4 separate regions of the Mus musculus genome follow, and all the other regions are linked to region 1. Evidence: chromatin loops called from intact Hi-C (ENCODE). Cell type or tissue: left cerebral cortex. All regions are shown on one strand. Region 1 has its middle 22 kb from the start of Uqcrfs1. Region 2 has its middle 6.7 kb from the start of Foxf2. Region 3 overlaps Exoc2 (exocyst complex component 2). Region 4 holds the start of Gm35302 (a long non-coding RNA gene).

Region 1 (5,000 bases):
GGTGCTGTTGAGGGTGTAGGTGGTGTGGATATGGAAAGAAACATATTTGAAGATGGGGCAGGGAGTAGTAAGACATAGGTCTTAGGTTTCTAGCATGGGAGACAGTATTACTTGAATCTATTTCCAGAAAAAATGAAATATTTACATTCAAGTCCAAGGTACGCTACAATAAGTTAAAATGTGGTCTTATTTGTTAAAAAAAAGGGACTTCTCACATGTTTATTTATTTCATTTTATTTAAATAAAAATTAGTTGATTAAAGGGGACCACAATGCAATAAGATAGATGATCTTATAGCACAAGAAAATTCAGAGACAGTTTCTGGCACCAGCAAGTTGCCAGGCTGGAGAGAGCAAGGGCTGTGCAGAGTGGGAACTGTTAAACAGGAGTGGGGGTGTGGTCAAGAAGCATCACTGGGACCCCCATTTCTAGGTATTGAGCAGTGGCTTAGCAAGGGGAAAATTCTATAGGAAGGCATCAAAATCTGGAAATAAAGCTTAGTGGGTGGAGAGCTTGCTACAACATGCATGAGGGCCTGGGTGTGGATCCTCAAGACCCATGTGAAAAGCTAGACATGGCTGTAGGCACTGTGTCATCCCTGGGTTGATGTAGGGGAGACAGGAGGATTAGTAAGTCTGCTGGTATTTTCCCTGTTCAGTGAGAGACCCTGTCTCAAGGACACAAGGTGGGTCTGAAGAAGTTCAGGGCATCTGATGGCTTCTTCAGATCACCACAGATGCAGAGAGAGGGGGGAGGGGGAGGGGGAGAGGGGGGGAGGGGGAGAGGGAGAAAGAGGGAGAAAGAGGGAGAAAGAGGGAGAAAAAGGGAGAAAGAGGGAGAAAGGAGAATTTCTTTAAAAAGAGCAAGGAAACCAGTCACAGGAGTCAAAGTCAGGAGGAACATATGGCCACAGCAGCAAGCCCATGAGAAGTGGACACTGTCCTGGTGTCTGTGGACCATCTGAGAGGGTTCTAGCCAAACAGAATGTCACCCTGCTCCTCTGAAGTAGCCAGAAGCCACCACCTGAGAGACAGGGACTGCCTGTCACCTTCTCTGGACTTACTGAAAGCCCAAGATGGCTCAGAGAGTCTTACACGCGTTCTCGCGACCGGCCAGGAAGAACACAGCAAATTTATTGCTTACATCTTCAGGAGCCAGAGAGCAAGAGAGCAAGAGAGCAAGAGCAAGAAAGCAAGAAAAAGAACAAGAACAAGAAAGCAAGGGAGAGAAAGCAAGAGAAAGAAAAAGAAAGCAAGAACAAGAAAGCAAGAGAGAGAAAAAGCAAGAGCAAGAGAGAGAACAAGAGAGAGAGAAAGAATGGCAAAACCCCGTCCCTTTTAAGGAGAATTATCCTCCGCCTAGGACGTGTCATTCCCTGATTGGCTGCAGCCCATCGGCCCAGTTGTCATCACAGGAAAGGCAGAACACATGGCGGGAAAACTGCCCCTGCACGTGTGCAGATTATGTTTACTACTTAGAACACAGCTGTCAGCGCCATCTTGTAATGGCAAATGTGAGGGCGGCTCCCAACAAGAGAGTAACAGGCTCTTGCTTTCAAGTCCAGTGACCTAAACTTGATCTCTGGATTGAGGGAAGGAGAGAACTGATCCCTGCAAGCTGTCCTATGCCCTTTGTGCATGCGCTATGGTGCGCTACCCCAGTAAATAAACAAAGGGAAAACACAAATGACTGCCAAAAGGAGTTAGTGGAGCTGTTTGTAACGACAGCCCTTGCCACAGGGGCAGGCTAGACAGCTCAGCTCCATGATAGTTGATTTTAGACCCAGCCCCTGAACTTGAAGAGCGAGAGGTCTTCCTCATCTTTTCTCTTTTACTCTCTCAAGCTCTGAGACAATCAACCACATCTCACATTCGGGTCATCAGAGGTATGGCTCATGAAGGACTTTCTGTGATACGTTCATATTTTTAGTCATCTGAAGAGTCACACTTCCATTGGCCTGGTAACTAGCCTGAAATGGAAGGTGAGGGCTGTTCTGGTGGCTTCATTTTCCAGTGTCATTGTCACAGAGTTTCTCCATTTCAAACTACCTTTCTCTGAACCACATCAAGGGAAAGACAAAAAGAACTGGGTTTGGAAGTACCAAGAACTCCAAGGCAGGCCTCAACCAGAATTCAAATGTGAATAGCACTTTGCCTAAAGGGGCCTACTGATCGGTTTTGAAAGGGCGGAAAGTATTGCCTAAAATTAAGAGCTACCAGTGGATACATATTCCATTTCTACATTAAACATGGGGAAATAAGCTACTTGGAAAGAAAGAAAATCTTATTTTTAGGATTATTTACAATTTACATCAATGATTTAGGAAGTTGGCCACAACTCTGATCCAGAAGAGAACATGAGACCATGGCAGGACACATGCAGAAGTCGCTGTGCATGGTCGGGGCCTCTTCCACAGTCCTCTGGCTCCCTCCAGAGGATATGTCGCTCCTGGATTAGTGAAGAAGACAACGCTACAGTTGCACACAAGTGGTCTGACTGGCCTATCTTTGTCACCGGCCCAGAGCTTCGAGGAAGAGCCACCAAGTCTCTTGGGATGAAAGTCTCAGGTCCGACCACTGGAGAGGCTTCTTGGATGTCCCGGTGTGGTTTGTCACCCTTCTGTGTGTGGAGATGGATTGGAGGGTTTGGGTACATGTAGTAAATGTTTAACAAATACATGTTTGATGACTTAACAATAAATACAATGCTAGCAAATTCAGGCTTCTGTATAACCATGGAACAAAAGACCAACACTTGCAAGGTTGTTTTTCTCCAGCTCGGCTTTTGTTTCTAAAAGGACAGGGGTGAGCATTAGCTTCTGATAGATGTGACTTAAGAGAGTTGAGACATGGGCCCCAGCAGCAGCACAGCCCATGGGCAGCAACAGGGCTTTAGGTAGCAGCACAGCCCATGAATCCACAAGGCCTTTGATGGTAACTTGGGCCTCGAACATCAACACCAACCCTGACTGCAGCAGGGCCTTGGACCTAGGCATGGCCCTTGGTGGCAGCATGGACCCAAACATCAGCATGGCCTTGGGTGACAGTCCAGGCCACTCATATCTGTATGGCTCCAGGGACAGCACAACCCACGGATGTCAGCATGGCCTTAGACTACAGCACAGACCATGGGCATCTGCATGACCCTTGGTGGTAGCACGTGCCACAGACATCAACACATCCACTGGCAGGCACACTCTTCTGCCATGTGCCCATCTGTGGCCTGCACTGCCACCAGAGGCTGTGTTGATGTCGATGGTCTGGGCTGCCTTCAAGGGCCTTGTTCTACTTGTCTGGGCCCCTACTGCAGGAGGGGACCATGCTCGTAGTCAGTATGGTCTCCAGAAACAGTGTGAAGGCACATGGTCTGTGCTTGCACTGACGGCAAAGATCAAGGAGATTACTTTGGTTGTCGTATCAATAACTGCAGACACATAGTTGAGGGGGAGGAGTGTGGAAAACTTCAGTGACACCCCTTATCCCTCACAACCCCCTCTCTCCCCAAAAGTAACAGCCTAGACTAGAAGCCACTGAAGAGAACACCTCAAGAGTATGATAAGGATGCTGATGTAGCTCTCCACGATTGATGGCTTCTGGTGGAAGTGCGGCAGGGGAAGGACTCAGTTCTGTTTAAGGGCAGGTTAGGGAGAGTTTGGCCAAGCTCCAGTGAGTACATGCAGATAGCACACATTAGATGTTTTACTCTTTTTTTATCTTTAAAATATTTTTAGGGGAGAGGTCACAACTGGGAAGGCAAACACAGGGCTGGGGAGTGAATATGATTGGGGAGCATGGTGTGAAACTTCCAGAGAATTAATAAAAATTCTACTTTGAAAAAAAAAGACAAGACAAGACAAGAAAGAAAAAGAAAAGAAAAGAAGAGAAGAGAAAAGAAGAGAAAAGAAAAGGGCTGAGGCATGAGTTCCCCTGGGAGAAGGGAATTATTAAGAAACGACAACCATTTAGCTTCTGTGATAAAGAGATAAGCATTCTTAGTCACAGATCAGCACAGGGTCTTGAGAGGATAAAACACAGGGCAAAAAGGTCCTGGTGTATGACTTATTGGGAAGCCCAGGAGAGGCTCAGGGTAGGCACTCAGGGATATAGAAGGGGTCTCCAAAACAGTCACAGATGTGTGCTAGGGGGACACAGTGAGGAGATGGGGATTTCAGAGGCTTCTGGTTCCCATCGTCCCTCTGATGAAAATGTTCCTAGAAAGGAAGTGACTGACTCTGAGTCACACAGTGCTAGGACTAGAACCCAGCAGTCTGCCCTTTGCTTCAGAACCTCTGTCTCTGAATCACGTCTTAAGGCTGAGGGCACTAGTGGAGACCTCTTAGGCTGTAAGAACCAGCTCTCTACAACTAGTTCATTGGAAATTGTGGGCTACTGGAAAGTGACATTAGTATTGGCTACTGGGCAGGGGACATTGTCGAGAGTTACCAGAAACCCAAGATGGAAGAGTTACATAGCTCTTCAGACCACAGGAACATCTCACGGTGCATCTTTGGGCACACTGTGATTATTGGATGTAGGTTTTGTCCTGGAGTCCCAGTAACGTTCATAAGCTAGCTAGGCATGGATCTCAGCTCTGCCCCTGGCTACCCCGACAGTTTCTACACAATGGCTTTCTCTCCTTCGATTCATTTTCCTCTTTGAGATGGTACATTCTAGTAGTATGTGCTGTGATCTGGAGTTTGACTGCTCTTTCTTACTCCAACATTGCCAAACAGGAGCAGGGAGATTGGGAGCATATTTACCTCTTTGTGCTTCACTTTAATCAGCCATAAAATGAGGACAATTGTATTACCTATGTACAAAGCTGCTATGGTAGTGAACAAGTTTGCTTGCATAAGGAGCCTGCAAGAGGGTCTGGAACAATCTTCAATAAAGCACAGCTGTTACTTGTGTTCACTGATGGCCAGACATAGGGGTGACAACATGGTCTTAGATGACCGAGTTTTGTTGAGCAACGGATATATGTGCAAGTACTTTGAGACT
Region 2 (5,000 bases), 1.1 Mb before region 1:
TTTCCTTGGCCAAGAACTTCTATACTCCTTCTATACTTCTATATATGCCTAGTGAGAGAGGCAAGAGCCAGATTTTATTTGCATTCATCCATCAGCACTCCAAGTGCATGTGTTCAGGGCAGGACTCTTAAAGCCACCCTCCTCAAAGATCAGTGCCACAGCTCAGGAGGTCTGGCTATAGGCAAGACTCTGTGTGACCCAGTTGGCCAGGTCATAGAGGTGCTTGGAGTGGGAGGACAAAGGGCTAATCTACCAGACCTCCCCTCCTTTCAAAACAAAACAACACAACAACAACAAAAACTCCTAGGCCTCTTTCTATCCATTTCTAGATGGCCATAATGAGAGTTCCACGAGGAACCTGTCCCCACAGTACCCACTCTCACCCCACCCCTGCAGGAAGGAACAAGTGCCATTTAGGTTTCTACAGCCTGCTATGTTTAGGGATGGCGGTGCCAAGGGCACAGGCCAGGGTCCCCCTCAAAGGAAGATGAAGAAGTTGGGAGACCTGCACTTCGTATCTGGGAAGAGAGTGTGAGTGCAGATGCCCCCTAGGCACGTTGATTCTGAGAGGCCTCTTGTACAGCTGGGGGAAAATATCTGCTGGCTTTGGGGCTTTGAGATTATCTAGAAACCTGTGGGAGTCTGGTGGCCTCATGGCCTTGACACTATAGCAGACAGCACAGTACACTCAGGAGTGGCCACCTTGCCTGTCCCTGGTTATCTTTTCTCTTGGGAATTCGCATGCACACCCCTCCCTTCCCACCTACCTCTCTCCCTACCCTCTCTCTCCCTCTTTGAGTTTTCTCAACCCCCTCCTTTCTTCCACCTTGGAGGTGGCTAGGGTGGCTTGCCACTCGGGCTCACACGGGGAAGCTCTGCAGAGCCCGAAGAGGTCACTCCAGGAGGGCACTGGGCATGCACACAGGGATGCTACAGAAAACACCCACCAACACCCAGAGGCTGCAAGGCTGGCCCCAGACCTCCCCGATGGAGCGGGAAAGTCGGCTGGCTGCGGGCAGGCTTTCACGGAAGCGCCCTGGAGGTCCCAACCCAGTGGCCGGGTTTTCTTCTCTAGTTTGGCAGGGTCTCCTCGCCCTCTGCCTTCCCTTCCCCCCCAAATAAATAAATAAATATCTAGGAGGGCAGCGATCTCGGCGGGGCGCTGGGCCCCGCGACTCCGCGCAGATGAACTTCCTGGCGCATCAAGACTCGCTGCAGTCCTCCCGCCGAGCGCAGGATATGGGGCGCGCTCGCCTCTCTTCAGAAAAGGAAACGTAGCTCTTCCAAAAATATAAATCAGTTCTGACGTCCAAATATTTCTTTTGTCCTCCAGCATCCTCTGTAGGGATAAATAAAACGTGCTAGGCGCCCAGAGGCCGACTAGGGACCTCGGGGCGCCCAGACGCCGCCTCTGAAGTGCTGCTTCTTGCGGAGTCTCCCTCCCCATTTGCCACTCTTACCCGGCCTTGGACCCCTTCAGCTTGCCCCTTGGTCCCTGGAGTCTTAGAGGGCGATTGGCTTACGGGGCTGGCCCAGGGGGTGCTGGGGAAAAAAAAGAAGTCCCGGAGAGCAGGGCCTGAGCAGCCCCTTTCACCACCCAGCTAGCCCCCAATTTTCCAGTCCACACAGGGTGTGCACCTAACCCTTCCAGGAGGGGGCTCCTGGTGCCTCATGGCCTCGGGTTTCAGTAGTTCCAGGAGGACTCCGGAAGACCCCACATCAGGCCGAGAATACTCCTTGGGCATTCCTAAGGCTGCTGCTGCTCACCCAGAGTCAGCGAGGAGACTGTGCAGCTGATAACAGGGCTATCAGCCTGCCAAACTCACGTGTTGGCATGGGTTTAGTCAACCTTGTGCAGCTGATAACTGGGCTATCAGCCTGCCAAACTCACGTGTTGGCATGGGTTTAGTCAACCTTAAGCCTGTTCGCCTCGTAGGAACACTTTCTAGTTCTGTTAGGGTTTCCACTGGGATTAGAAAACAGCTCAACAGTAAGGCAAACCACAGCCAGCAAAAGTGGCAGAGAAACCAGCAAGACCCGAAAGAAGGTGGGTTGAGGGTGTGTTCCACAACTCCATACCCCTTCTCTTCTCTCTCCTGAAGCTGGGGTGTTGGGAGTCTCCTCTCCCCACCAAGTCCTCCCCCCTCCACGTGCACCTATGAGGTGAGCCTGAAAGAGTGGGGTTCATGGATACAGGACAGAGGTTCCCATCTGTCCTGGGCATTCCCCCTCCCGACAGTCTCAGCCTAACTCCAATATTCTTGTGTGGGTCTGGCTCGAGATTGGGCTGCGTGTGGGCGCTCTTCGCTTACCCCTTTCCTCCAGGGGATCTTCATGGCTGAGCTGCCTCAAAAATCTCCCGTGCAGAATATCTTAGAAGGGTTTAGACAATCTGTCACCCACCACTTCAAGAATGCTTCCTCCCTTTCAAACACAATCCTTGGACACCAGAAAGTCTGCAGTGGGCGTGCGCTTGAAAAGAGAGTAACTATGTAACCAGCGTCAGAGACGCTCGGAACGCTTTCAGAAACAAGGACCAGGGCCAAAAATCCCTCCAAATGATTTACGGACCCCCTCGTCCTCTTTCCCACCTTTTCCAGGACTCTGCCTTGCGCCTGCCAACCTACATCCTCGCTCTGAGTAATGTCAACTTTGAATACTTCTTGGTTTGTGTTTTTGGGAGGACACACTTTGCTTCCCGAGGTTCAAAGAAGATAGTATGTCTAGGATGACATACTTGTGGGGTTTGCTCGCAAAGTCTTTGCTGCTTGAGAGGGAGCGAGCTGCAAAGCCTGGTTGTGGATTTTTGGAGTGTCAGTTTGCTTTTGTGTCTGCTCTGGCGACTTGGGGGAACTGAGACGCGCCCAGTGTTCCTCTTGTGTCCGCTGGGTGGCGCCAGGCTCTTGGAAATGGCAGCCCCTGGGGCAGCCTGCAGCGGTCCACCCCCCAAAGGCTTGGTTTCACCTGCGGGCGCTGGAGCCGGGTGGGGGTGGGGGTGGGCAGCACCCTCCCCCCAACCCCCTTGCAACTGGTTGAGGTCTATTAGTGTTGCGCTAGGTGGATAGATGCCTTCAAATACTGGCTTATCACGTCCTCGTCCTCGGTTGGTCCCCCTTAGAGGCACATTCTCCAGTTCCATTTTCAAAGGAAAAAGAGCTAGGTCCAGGTGAAGAGGTCGGTCAGTTCCTTTAGTTTTTGGTTTTCAAAGGCGGTATGAGCGGTGGTGGTGGTAGAGGCGGAGCGGGTAGGAGTTAAGGGCATTATGCCTTAGTTTTCAATTACATAGGGAGCTCCTGGAGCTTTACTCTGGTCCTGTAAACAAATGAGTGAACCGAAAACAAATAAGGGAACCAACCAACCAAGAATACACCAACCAACCCCCAGGCTTGTTGTGTCGGGGTTCCGCAGCGATTTTCTACAAACGGCCTATTTTTCTTTTTTTTTCTGGACCTCAGCCATCTGGTCTCCCGTTGTCTTCAGTGACGGCAATACTAGGGGTTGCTTTTGTTCTCATTCTTCTAGACAGAGGAAAGCCTATGTGGCTTCTTAAAATTGTCCTGGTGAAATCCTGCAAAGTGAAACGAAACCTGAAGGGTCCTTGAGGGACAGGCTGGACCTAAAGTGGACGCTCCAGGCAGGTGGGAGTAGGCTCTGGCAGCAGGCTGGGGTTGAACCAGACACACCCAAGCATCCTACTGGCTGGAAAGGAAAGGAAAGGAAAGGAAAGGAAAGGAAAGGAAAGGAAAGGAAAGGAAAGGAAAGGAAAGGAAAGGAAAGAAAAGAAAAAAAAAAAGAAAAAAAAAGAAAAGAAAAGAAAAGAAAGGAAAGGAAAAGAGAAAATCCCTTAAAATGAGTGCAAATAAGTTATTGGTGCAAACAGTAAATCCTTTTGTGAAGTTTTACTTTGGTATTTTGTATTTGATATTGCGAAGAGATTCACAGTACAGTGATAGGGAATATGCAGAGTCTCCCTCTCTCCCACTCTCCTGACAACCAAGTATCAAGTTTATTATCTCGATTGCCTTAATTATTTCCTCAATTTTCATTTCTGGCTGAAATATTTTAAGCACCTCTAGAAGTCATGTTTTTGAAAATGCACATTTTTCCTCCCCTTAACACCCCCAAGTCTTTCATTTTTTGGATAAACAAGCAACTCCCCCCCCCCCCGCCCCCAACTACCACCACCACCAACAGGACACTCAGAATCAGGGCAGGACAAGTGCTCTGCATATTTTTCACCAACAGAATTTTCCAATGTGATGCTCCCCTCTCCCCCAGAGGGACTTTAAGCCCAAGTTTTGGCTTTGCTCTGCCAGCTTTCTTCCTTGAAAGTCCAGTGTGTGCTTACCATCACGATCCTCCCTCCCTCGTCACCAGAGTCAACTCTACATTGCTTTCTTTAGCACAGCCCATATCAGTTCTAGAGAACACATCTCTCTCTCTCTCTCTCTCTCTCTCTCTCTCTCTCTCTCTCTCTGTGTGTGTGTGTGTGTGTGTGTGCAAGTATGTGATGTATGTATGTATGTAAGTATGTATGTATGTATGAGATCATCCTTGTACAGCATTTTAAAATACATTTCTAGGCAGGGGCTATTTGTGGGAAGAGCTTTTCTCATAGTTTGAAAGTGCCTGCAGGAGAATGTCTGATTGGCCAGGGGGGCTAGGGAGAGCTGCAGATGCTGGCAAAGACGTTTATTAGCCTTGCTCCTTGACCTCTTGACTAATGTCAAGACTCTATGTACATTTATTAAATATTTGTTGATTTACTCATTTTTTTCTGTGTCCTTGAGGGCACATGTTCTGCTCTTTCATGTTCAATGAAATCTTAGCTGATAGGATAGATCACTCCAGAATGGTGATAGGTAGCCCTAAATTTACAGCTTGCCAAATTACACTTGGTCATAGTGATTTCAGATCCGTTGCTAAGTATGCTCGAACTTCTGTTTTTACATCTTTTTCCGTAAAATATAAATACTAAAAATTAAGAGATAATGACCATA
Region 3 (5,000 bases), 300 kb before region 1:
GTTCTGATCTTTGTTCCCTTCCCAGCTCCCAGCAAACGCTGTGTAACCCATCAGCCATGTCCTAGCTGATTTGTGTGCACCCTGACTTGGAGGGCTACTCCAAGCCTCCCATCTTTCTCTAGTTAGAGAGGAGAGCAAGGTGGTTCCATGTCCATCTCCCAAGAGGTGCGGAGGTGCACCAGGTTGTCAGCGGTCTCCCAGGGTTTTCACTTTCACTCCTCACAACAGCTTACCTGTCCATCACTTCCCAAGTTATGTTCCTTTGTTTCCAAAATCTGTGCCTGTGTTCTTCCCTAGTGGAGGGATCTCATCAGATCTGACTTGTGTTCTGAGAGGACCCAGATCCTCTCAGGGTTGTATTATTCAGAAGGAAATGGATAACATTGAAAAAGATCTAGATTTTGAGTCAGAAGACTTTATTCACAGTCTCAAGGGTTCATTGCTGGTGCTGACTAGGAGTACAGAGAAGTACTACATAAGACTCATTCCTTCATATACAGAGACTATTATGGTCAAATGTACATCTCTATACCAGGTACAAACAAACTTCAGATTAACCATCTAAGTTTAAGAATTAGATTCTTGTTATTCTGTTTTCTTCCCACTTTCATGTAATGTTCAATATAACATACACAAACAAAATGTACTTGCTGAGAGTTAGTCTTTAGATTACTGAAGTAGTTCTCACTTTGAAGAGGGTCCAGAAGTCTTGTAATGGAGAAACCAAGTCAGCACAGTGGGGGAACAGGGCAGGATAGACTTGCACACTCAATCAACTAGAATGGAAGTCTTAATCCTAAATGAAAGACTGGTAAAGGACAGGCTTGAAGCCACTTGAGACATTGAGGGGGTTCTGTGTGTTTGGAGTAGCTGCTGCAAAGTCATTTACTTCCTGCACTATGAGAAGAATGTGTTAGGATAAAACAGAAGGTAGCAGAAGGGAAGATGGCCTCACATGCCCAGCTAGCTTAGTTTCTCTGCCATTCTGCCATATATTCACTTTAGAAAAATAATGTCATTTACAGTATGACTTCCTCTGGCCTTTTTTATATTCCATTTCCTATCTAAAAGTTATTTCAGGGCCCCTAGCAGCAGCCTTCTGTTTTTCTGGGCTATTTAATGGTGTTGTAGGCTTTATATATGCCTGTTGATGACCAAAAAGCCAGGCGTACATATGTACATATATATATAATTGGTTTTTTGAGACAAGGTTTCTCTGTATAGCCCTGGCTGTCCTGGAATTCACTTTGTAGACCAGGCTGGCCTCGAACTCAGAAATCCACCTGCCTCTGCCTCCCAAGTGCTGGGATTAAAGGCATGCACCACCACGCCTGGCTTTTTGTGCTGAAAATAATGACAGGCACTTGTAATGAAGAAGTGGGGAGATATATAATTACCAGAAGATGGATTTGCTTGCTTATTGACTTTAGAGACTTTAGTTCATCCTTTAGTCCCCACACCTCAAAGAGCAAGAACCTCTGTTTTTCTGCATTTTCTCCCCTGGAGTACTTAACTGTAAGTTACTCTGATTCTGCACAGAAAGAGTAACCAAGTGTGGGTGAGAACTGTTCCTGGAAAGTGGTTTTGCCTTAGTTTTAGTCAAGGATCTCCACTGAGGGCCCTGGATGAGTCACCATTCCAGAGAATGCCTCCCACTTATAGGAGCTCAGGCCCAGGCTGCCCTGAAGTGAACCACAGCAGCAGCAGAGCAGGGGCCATTCCTAGAATTTTATTTACAGATAGAGTTCTTCTGAACTGTAAAAATCCACTGTATTCATTAGACTACAATTATAGTCTAACAATTTTGTAAGGAATTGTTTAGGTGGACAGAGCCTTGAAGACTGTAACAGCAGGAGGCATTCTTCCCCTCTCCCTGTCTTTTGGGGAGGCTGGCATGGACATGGGATGGGACTGGGCCCCAGGACACTGGGCCAAGGAAGGAACAAGGAGCCCTTCAGATAGATAGTATGGCATTAAAATGTTCTCTCAAGTTGTGGATGATTCATAAACCATTTTCTAATAGTTCCTACACTTTATGTAGTTATTCATAATATCAACTTGTTTGGCCTTTGTGTACATAAAATGTTAAATGGAACATTTGACTCTTCCTTTGGAGGATATTGGAAGTAGGACACAGAGCCTTGAGCATTCCAGAAAAGGTTTCACTGTTGAGTTTCTACCCCAAATCCCTGTTTAAATCCTCAGTGTTATGCTTCTCTGTGTGTTAATTTTAGGACACAGCCAAGAAAACCAAGGCATAGGATATTGATGTTAAAGGGCAGAAGCCTATCACTGTACTTAATACAAGATCAGGATTATCTCTTAAATTCACCAGTACTGTCTAAGTTTGTTATGGTCTGTTTGAATTACAGGAGCAGAGGCTTTTGATAGTCCTGAGTAATTGCTGCTATTTAGAACGTCACACCTTCCTAAACATAGCAGAACATTTTGAAAAACACAACTTCCAGGGAATAGAGAAAATAACACAGGTAAGTGCTTTGTAGTTAGTAGGCAAGTCCAGCGCTTTGCCACATTATCGTCTCAGCACCTCTTGCCTCCCTGTACCCCAGTTCCCCAGGCCCCATGCTCACTCTTCACCCTACCCATCTGAGAATGATTTCCTTCCTCACTTTAAATTGTTAATGTAACACTGCTTTACTCAGGAGCAAAACTGTCTGATGGTTGAACTGGTTAACTTAACCCTGTTCTAAAAGTCTGTTCAAAGGTCAGGCAAGACAATCAGGAGAAAAAAGTCAAACCTAAATCTAAGAATCTTCCCCATTGACTCCTGACGGAAGAAACCTTGAGGCACTGCTGAGAGCAACCCTGATCCTAACTGCAAGGGATCACTTCCTGCTGATCCAACCTCTGCCTCCTGTCTTCTCTTCCCGACTGCAGCCCTCCCTTAGCCTGTCTGCTTAAGCACACCCTGTTCTCCTGAGGCTGGCCCTTCCTTCCTTCCTTCCTTCCTTCCTTCCTTCCTTCCTTCCTTCCTTCCTTCCTTCCTTCCTTCCTTCCTTCCTTCCTGACTTCACTACAACTTTTGCTTGCTTCGCGCTCCACCTGCTGGATGTAGGCAAAAATGTGCATGTGCATGCAGATCAGTGGAACCAGTTTTGTGCTTTAGAATGTTTGCTGTCTTGTTTATAGTTTTTCAAATAAGCAGAAAGGGAGAGAGAGGAAAAAAAAAGAAGTTCCTTGTTGCTAAAGGTTGGCTAGTTCCTGAGCAAAGTTTATCAGATTTCTGGGTAAAACTGAGCCACTGTCTAATGCCAGCATACTTTTCTCAGTGAAGAAAAGAAGAAAGATAATCATCTTGTCAATCATATAATCAGAGTTTACTCTCAGTGGACGATCTACTTTTTATAAATGATGCTTCCAGTTCGTAAACTGGCTTGGGTTTTTTTTTTTTAAATAAATGAAAATGTCAGAGTGGGTGGCTCTGTCTTGTTTTCCTGCCTTTCGTAAAGATTAATCATCCTGCTGATAAATGTTGTGACTTGAGGCTTTGAGGTTGAATGTCTAGTTTATTTCCAGAAAGCTTTCATGTTCATAATTACAAGATCTGTGCAAGGGGGAGGAGGCTTTGTTTTTATTCAGAAAAATCGTAACGTGACTGTATGTACATATGAAGAACTTTATTGTTTTTGCCCTTAATGATATGTGATGTCATTAAGAATTGCATATGAAAGAAGCAATGTTTGACATTTAAGTTTTTGTGAAATAATAAGCAGAAATTATGTTGCTTTACTTTATACTATTAAGAAGCAAAATGAAACTAATATAAAGGGAGGTTTTTGATCTCTTTTCCAGTCTGTGTCTGAATCACAGAGAAAGGTAATATGAAGGCCCGGGGAGAGCGCAGAATAAGCAGTAGGCTTTTTGACCACTCAGCAGTATGAGCTTTAAAAAAATTATTTCTTGAGTGTCTTGAAACTATTCAGTTGTGGCTGCAGTGACTAGAGTAAAGCGATGTGGACACCCACTGGCTGTACTGTGTGCCGTGTGCCGAAGCTCTCATTTTCATGGTGTCAAGCAAGAAAAACCCACTTGCTCTGAAGAAAAAAATAGGTCACTCATAGCCCTTATTTTTCACAGTTCATGATATACTCAAGGAAATGAAACTAATTGATTAATGTGCATCATTTTAACATGCGACACTAAGTGGTGATTCACTAGATAAGAATATCCCTGTAAGGTTCCACCTTAAAGCAGGCCCCTTGAGGCCTCTGTAACTTCTGGGTCACAGGGAGCAACTGCTGTGTGCCTAGAAAGTTCCACCTACTCATCCATTTTCTCGTTGTATTTGTTAAAGACCTAATTACACATATGTGCACACACACACACTCTTGACTTTTTTTAATTTATTTTTTTAATTAGGTATTTTCTTCATTTACATTTCAAATGCTATCCCAAAAGTCCCCCAGACCCTCACCCCCACACACACACTCCCCTACCCACCCACTCCCACTTCTTGGCCCTGGCGTTCCCCCGTACTGAGGTATATAAAGTTTGCAAGACCAAGGGGCCTCTCTTTCCACTGATGGCCGACTAGGCCATCTTCTGCTACATATGCAGCTACAGACACAAGCTCCGGGGGTACTGGTTAGTTTTAATTGGTTCTTTGTGAGTTTCACATCACGCTCTCCAGTCCTGCACACCTCCCCATCCCAGCATATCTGCCCTTTGCTCTTGCAATCTACCTCCCTTCCCAATACACACAAACAAACAAATAAACAAACAAAAGCAAAGCATAGAAAACTATCTCATCATGGAAGAATGAAAATGTCACAATGTATGCCATGGTATACTGCCTCTGTCCACACACTTTCACTTTCAAATGTTCATTGCAATGACCTAACTATATTTTTGAAAAGGAGAGATAAAAATCAAGGTCATCTTTAATGTACTAGACTAAGTATTTATTTAATAAGACATATCCCTTCTGACTTGTCCCGTCACCCCCATAGTAAGTCTAGACCTGTCCCGAGTCACCTGCA
Region 4 (5,000 bases), 520 kb before region 1:
GAGGGGCATGAAAAGAGAAGATGAGGAGGAGAAAAGTGGTCCTTGGGTGTTTCATACAGTCTAGCTATCATCTACCATCCATCTGTCTGTCTTCATATAATAGAAGCAGAAGGGGGCCACTTGGAGGGAAGAAGGGGGTCTGTAAGAGGATGAAAGAAGCAGAGAGAAAGGAATGGGTGTGCATATAAGCAAAGTAGAATGATGTCCATGTAAGAAAATGACATAATGACGCTTGTTGTTTTATACTCTAAAAATTCATTAAGACAGAAAGAGAGGCTAGCAGAGAAGGCCATTGCCATAGGGAGAATTAGTTAGGGAATGGCCAGAGGCAGCTCTTCCATGTTGGCTACTTTAGGAAGCTTTAACTCTTTCTAGCCCTTTTGGATGCTGATGAGAGACAACCTCACGATGAGAGAAGGATGGAGCTAACACCAGCACTGGAAAGCACAAATTGCTTGCTTCTGAAACAAGAAAAAGGCCTTAAGGAAGGCAAAGCTACTTGCTCACCACCGCAGAGCCAAGGCTCACACCGTGACTGTCATAGCTTCTTATATCAGGAGAGTACCACAGACGGACTTGTTCCAGTGCCTTAAAGGTGTCTGTGTAGATGAGACAAGAACAGCATCATGCTTTGAGGCTATGTAATTAATAACTAAGCCTGAGAGAATTCAAGTAAGCCCCGAAAGATCATTCCTCACCAAAAGAAAGGTTGAAAGCAAGTATGGAGTCAATCAGCGTGCACTGCTTCCTTCTGATTCAAAACACATTTCTCTGAAAATGTTCATATATCTAAAAAATGTGTATCACCACTTTCCACATTTTAAGATGCTGAGTTAAAAGTAGAGGGGCATAGGTGAGCTGTATATTTATTAACTATAATTGAACATGACTGCTTGCTAGATCACTTGTTACATATGAAATTCCAATTTTGGAAATTCTTATAATTTTCATTATGCATTTTAATGCAATAAGCTAAATGTATTAAAAATTTTTAAATATAAGTCATGTTTTATTCAGGCTTCCAAACGTAACTAATTTAGCAGAAGGTTCCAACATCTGCTTCCAAAACAGACTTAACAACCTCAGACCATAAGGCTGATTCTTTGCCTCACTCAAGAAATGTGCAAATATGGACCAGGGCTGGCTGGAGGCGCTTGGGAAGGTTCCTAAACGTGCAGAAGGTCACATAGATGCCAGTAGACAGAGAAGATTCCAGAAGTGCTGAAAAAGTCACTGAACTGATCAAGTTCTGACCTCGAGGAAGATGAGGTGTGGGGGAAGGGAAGTCTTGAGAGCTGGGGTCCCAGGGCCCCTGGCACTGTGTCCCCTCCATCACCAGGAGCTCTTCTACCTGAACAGCTACCAACCCTCACCTGAAATGACAAAAACCATGCCTTATTTATTTCAGTGAAATTTAAATCATAAAATGCATCATTACTGATTATCCAAACCCCATGACTAGGAAGAAAATAAACCTGGGAATTTCCACATTCACATTTATACACAAAAGCCTTTGTTTTAATGTTTTATGTCCCTATGATTTGTGAAACAAGGTTCATTCATTTGAAGTGTGCAATTCGATGGCTTTTAGTATGTCCACAACGATACAGCCATCATCATATAGTATAATTTAACAATAGTCGTGTATCCTAAAGAAACACTACAGTCACTTTATCGCCCCAACTCCCACTCAACGCCTCCCCGCAGCCCTAGGGAGTCACTAATTCATTTGTACTGCCAAAGAGACAGGACATTCATATACACAGAATCTTACACTATCTAGCTCTTTGTTATTAATTAACAACCTTTTTTTAAATAACTTCCTTAAAAATCCATTTTCAAAAGCATTTTTTCAAACCTCAATCCTTTTTTATTTCAGTAATCTAGACAATTTTGCAATCCAAGTTCGAACTTCATGTTTCCTGCTTTGAAAATGCGATTTTTTTTTTTTCTTATCTCCGGGACCATGAAGATTGTTTGGCTGTGGTAGGTGGCAGAGACAGCTGGCTGGCTCCAAAAGGAAAGTAACCAATCTAGGCATTGTGTGTCCTCTTGCGACCCCTGGTGGTTCATTGAGAGAGTGTTTTTAAAATGAATCCCTTGGAGCGTTTTAATCTCGAAACAGAGCACGACTACTAATTAATATCAAATGTAACTAAAATTTAAATTATGTTACTACATTTAAGTGTCCTACTATTTTTCTAGAAATTATAGACTTTAAGTCTGGTCCCCAAGCTCCTATTAGAACCCTGTCCAAATGCTTTCTTAATACTTTTCATTTTTCACAAGGAAACATTAAAAGCCTTTCATTTTATTCCTGTACAAAAACACAAAATCCTGACCGCCCTTTCATGACTTCATTACTGTCTTTAAAAATAAAATAAACAAGGGGTCAAAATTTTACTAAAACTTGTAGTACTAAAACCAAATAAAACAGACATTAAAGTAAAAAACACAAACTATATATTAGTAACAACAAAATCCTCTAAGGTCTGCGCTTGGTGAAACTTTCCTTCAGTTGTTTATCACAGCTATTGCTATTTAAGCATCGCTCCACTTTTAACTGGGTTTAAAACTGAAACTTTAATACTTACTGACTTTTTCCTAATTCTGAATTCCTTTTGTAAAATTTGAACTAGAAGGGACAATGAGATAAAATACTTATACAAATAACTTTCTATGTTCCTTTAAATACAATAAATTACTGCTATGGCCACACTAAATTATTTCTGATGCAGTTGTATTTCTGATTTATTAATAAAACTTTATAGTCTTAGAGTCTCAAACCTTGACAAAATATATATTACGTATATATTAAAACAAGGATCCTAGTTCACGTGGCGTCTAGACTCAAGAAGAAACCAGAAGCAGGCGAGTCAGAGCAGGGCAGGGACCAAAGTGAATAAAATCAAAGCTCACAATGCACAGTCATTAAAATATCACAAGGAAATCCATCAGTTTGCACAACGAGTACATTCTAATAAAAATATTAACAGGATACACACACATATACTGCTAAGGAATAACAGATTTTTTTTTAACTATTGTCTCCAGAAGCACTTTAAATTTTGCTCAAAGTTTGAAAACTCTTTAGAAGTGAATGTGTAATTTAACAGACATTATTACTCTGAAATTATTTATTTATTCTACTTTGTGGAGACTTAAAAATATATCTTTCTACCACCTAAGACAGAGAAATTTTAATAGTCATTTATCCATCTATAAATACATCGGTTTGAACGAAAGATTGCAAGTTAGAATTGAAATTGTAGATTTTTAATGAAACATCAGACCTACATAAGTCATTCCTTGGGAAAGCACAAAATGTATGCACACCTGTCTCCATGCACAAAGCAAAATGGAGCTTGCAGAGTCAGCAGGCTCTAGCTGATCCAGCTGGCGTTATCTGGATGCAGACGGCACCCTCAAGACCAGAGCCATCACTAACTGCAAGCAAGAAGAAATTGGAGACCCGTCCTTAACTCCACTGGAAAAAGGGAGAAAAAAATAAGCAGGGCTTTTTGTGACAAAAGAAATCGGAAGCAGAAGCCCACAGGTACCTGGATTTGTGCTGCCTGCCTCTGTAGGCACTACCACGGGACACAACGTGAAGAACGGGCTGTTCCAGCTTTGCTTCTGAACTCCTTCCATATCGCAAACCACTGTGGAACTCTTGCCATGGCTTTGGTATTGTAAGGATCATTGAATTAGAGGTAAATTTGATTTCTGTGATGCTGGACCCTTTACTTTTTATGTTGCCTAAAGAGTTTTAAAAAAAAGAAAAGAAAAGAAACTTGTTGTTTATTAGTGTTTGTTTACGATAATTGTAGAATAGTGAGAATAATTTAACTCATTTTCTTCCTCCCCCAACCCGTCACCCCATCCCCCACCCCCACCCCCAAAAGGAAATTGAAAGAACACGGCCTGAGATGTAGATCCAATCCGAGGTAGCACTCTTGCCTGGCGGTACAAACCTGGGATCTATCCCCAGCATGGCAAGTCACAGATCAAGAAATAAAAACCCCTTTTGAACTAGAGAGACTGATATATGATCCTGGCCTGGTGAATGTAGATAGAGGGGGGCTAAAGACAACAAAAGACCTTGCCTTAAAGCCCTTCTACCTTTTCTCAAAAGATGGTCAATTACTGTTTACGGCTCCAGCACTCTTTGATAGTAATCAGTGGCTTGCGTCTCCCTCCTCTCTTACCGCTGTTTACTCTGAGGGCCAGGGCACATTTCCATACAGTGAAACATATGTTCTACTGAAACCTGACCCTCCATCCCAGAGCCCACACTACAGAGATTAGCAAGACAAGACAAAAGGCTGTTGATGACAAAAGCCGCCACTAAGGACAATCTCCAAGCACATTTCTTAAAGCCATGGAGAAGGTAGACATTGGTAGTGGAGAGTGAAACACTTTAGAGGAGAAACTTTGTGTTGGTACCATTTGGCTGAGACGTGTCCCGCCCGCTCTGTGGCTAGCCATGTGCTCGAGTGATAGCCCCAATATAGTTTCATGACTGCAGAGAATTTGGGTCCATGTCCTGACACTGACACAGTATTGAGGCTCTGCTAGAAAGCAGCGGGTCTCCTGGATCCGCAGCGGGTTTATGGTTACTGCTTTCGTTTACGGTGAGTCTGGACAGTCTGGGACAGAGACCAACCCCAGAAGCATCCAAACCAGGAGAGTGAATTAGCTGGCAGTTTCAGCCGGCCATGTCCCATGGGTAACAGGAGGTTCTTGGTTAAATCTCCTGTTTCGCGTCCTAGATACTTTTGCATTTGCTGTAGGCTCGTGGAATGCTCAGACTTGTTTTGTAGAAATCCTCTCTCTGCCTATAAGCCCTTGAAGTCTTATCCTCACAAGGACTGAAAGCGTTCTTTACCACAACAACCTTACCTGGTAAGAAACCCAGTTTGCTGTGGGGTGTGTGTGTGTGTGTGTGTGTGTGTGTGTGTGTGTGTGTGTGTGTGTTTGTTTTAGTTTCCTAACAAGTT

What was found. Peaks named below come from ENCODE experiments on the same cell type or tissue, not always from the same donor. Only the 100,000 strongest peaks of a DNase experiment are listed, where the experiment ranks them.
Region 2: a loop joins it to region 1, with 4 times the contacts of the local background. A loop is called at or near these places in 11 of 42 quality-filtered maps.
Region 3: it touches region 1 in a loop (3.0-fold over the local background); 11 of 42 quality-filtered maps call a loop at or near these places.
Region 4: it touches region 1 in a loop (3-fold over the local background); 8 of 42 quality-filtered maps call a loop at or near these places.

Annotation. Positions count from the first base shown.
Region 1 is chr13:30,564,412-30,569,411 of GRCm38, reverse strand. No RefSeq gene overlaps it. Among named protein-coding and RNA genes, the nearest start is that of Uqcrfs1, 22 kb to the right of the region's middle. In left cerebral cortex, a CTCF peak has its summit at 2,427; DNase peaks (open chromatin) are centred at 2,431 and 3,114.
Region 2 is chr13:31,616,591-31,621,590 of GRCm38, reverse strand. No RefSeq gene overlaps it. Among named protein-coding and RNA genes, the nearest start is that of Foxf2, 6.7 kb to the left of the region's middle. In left cerebral cortex, a CTCF peak has its summit at 2,882 (motif pointing right); DNase peaks (open chromatin) are centred at 2,878 and 3,130; H3K4me3 peaks cover 1,210 bases; H3K27ac peaks cover 2,138 bases.
Region 3 is chr13:30,862,320-30,867,319 of GRCm38, reverse strand. It overlaps Exoc2 (exocyst complex component 2), which reads left to right. Exons shown (of 28, transcript NM_025588.2): 22 at 2,373-2,489. Among named protein-coding and RNA genes, the nearest start is that of Hus1b, 83 kb to the left of the region's middle. In left cerebral cortex, a CTCF peak has its summit at 3,083 (motif pointing left); DNase peaks (open chromatin) are centred at 1,610 and 3,066; H3K27ac peaks cover 678 bases.
Region 4 is chr13:31,079,656-31,084,655 of GRCm38, reverse strand. Gm35302 (a long non-coding RNA gene) reads right to left here and starts at 3,759. Exons shown (of 4, transcript XR_382159.2): 1 at 3,561-3,759; 2 at 3,337-3,447; 3 at 1,255-1,373; 4 at 253-599. In left cerebral cortex, a CTCF peak has its summit at 2,070 (motif pointing left); a DNase peak (open chromatin) is centred at 2,049.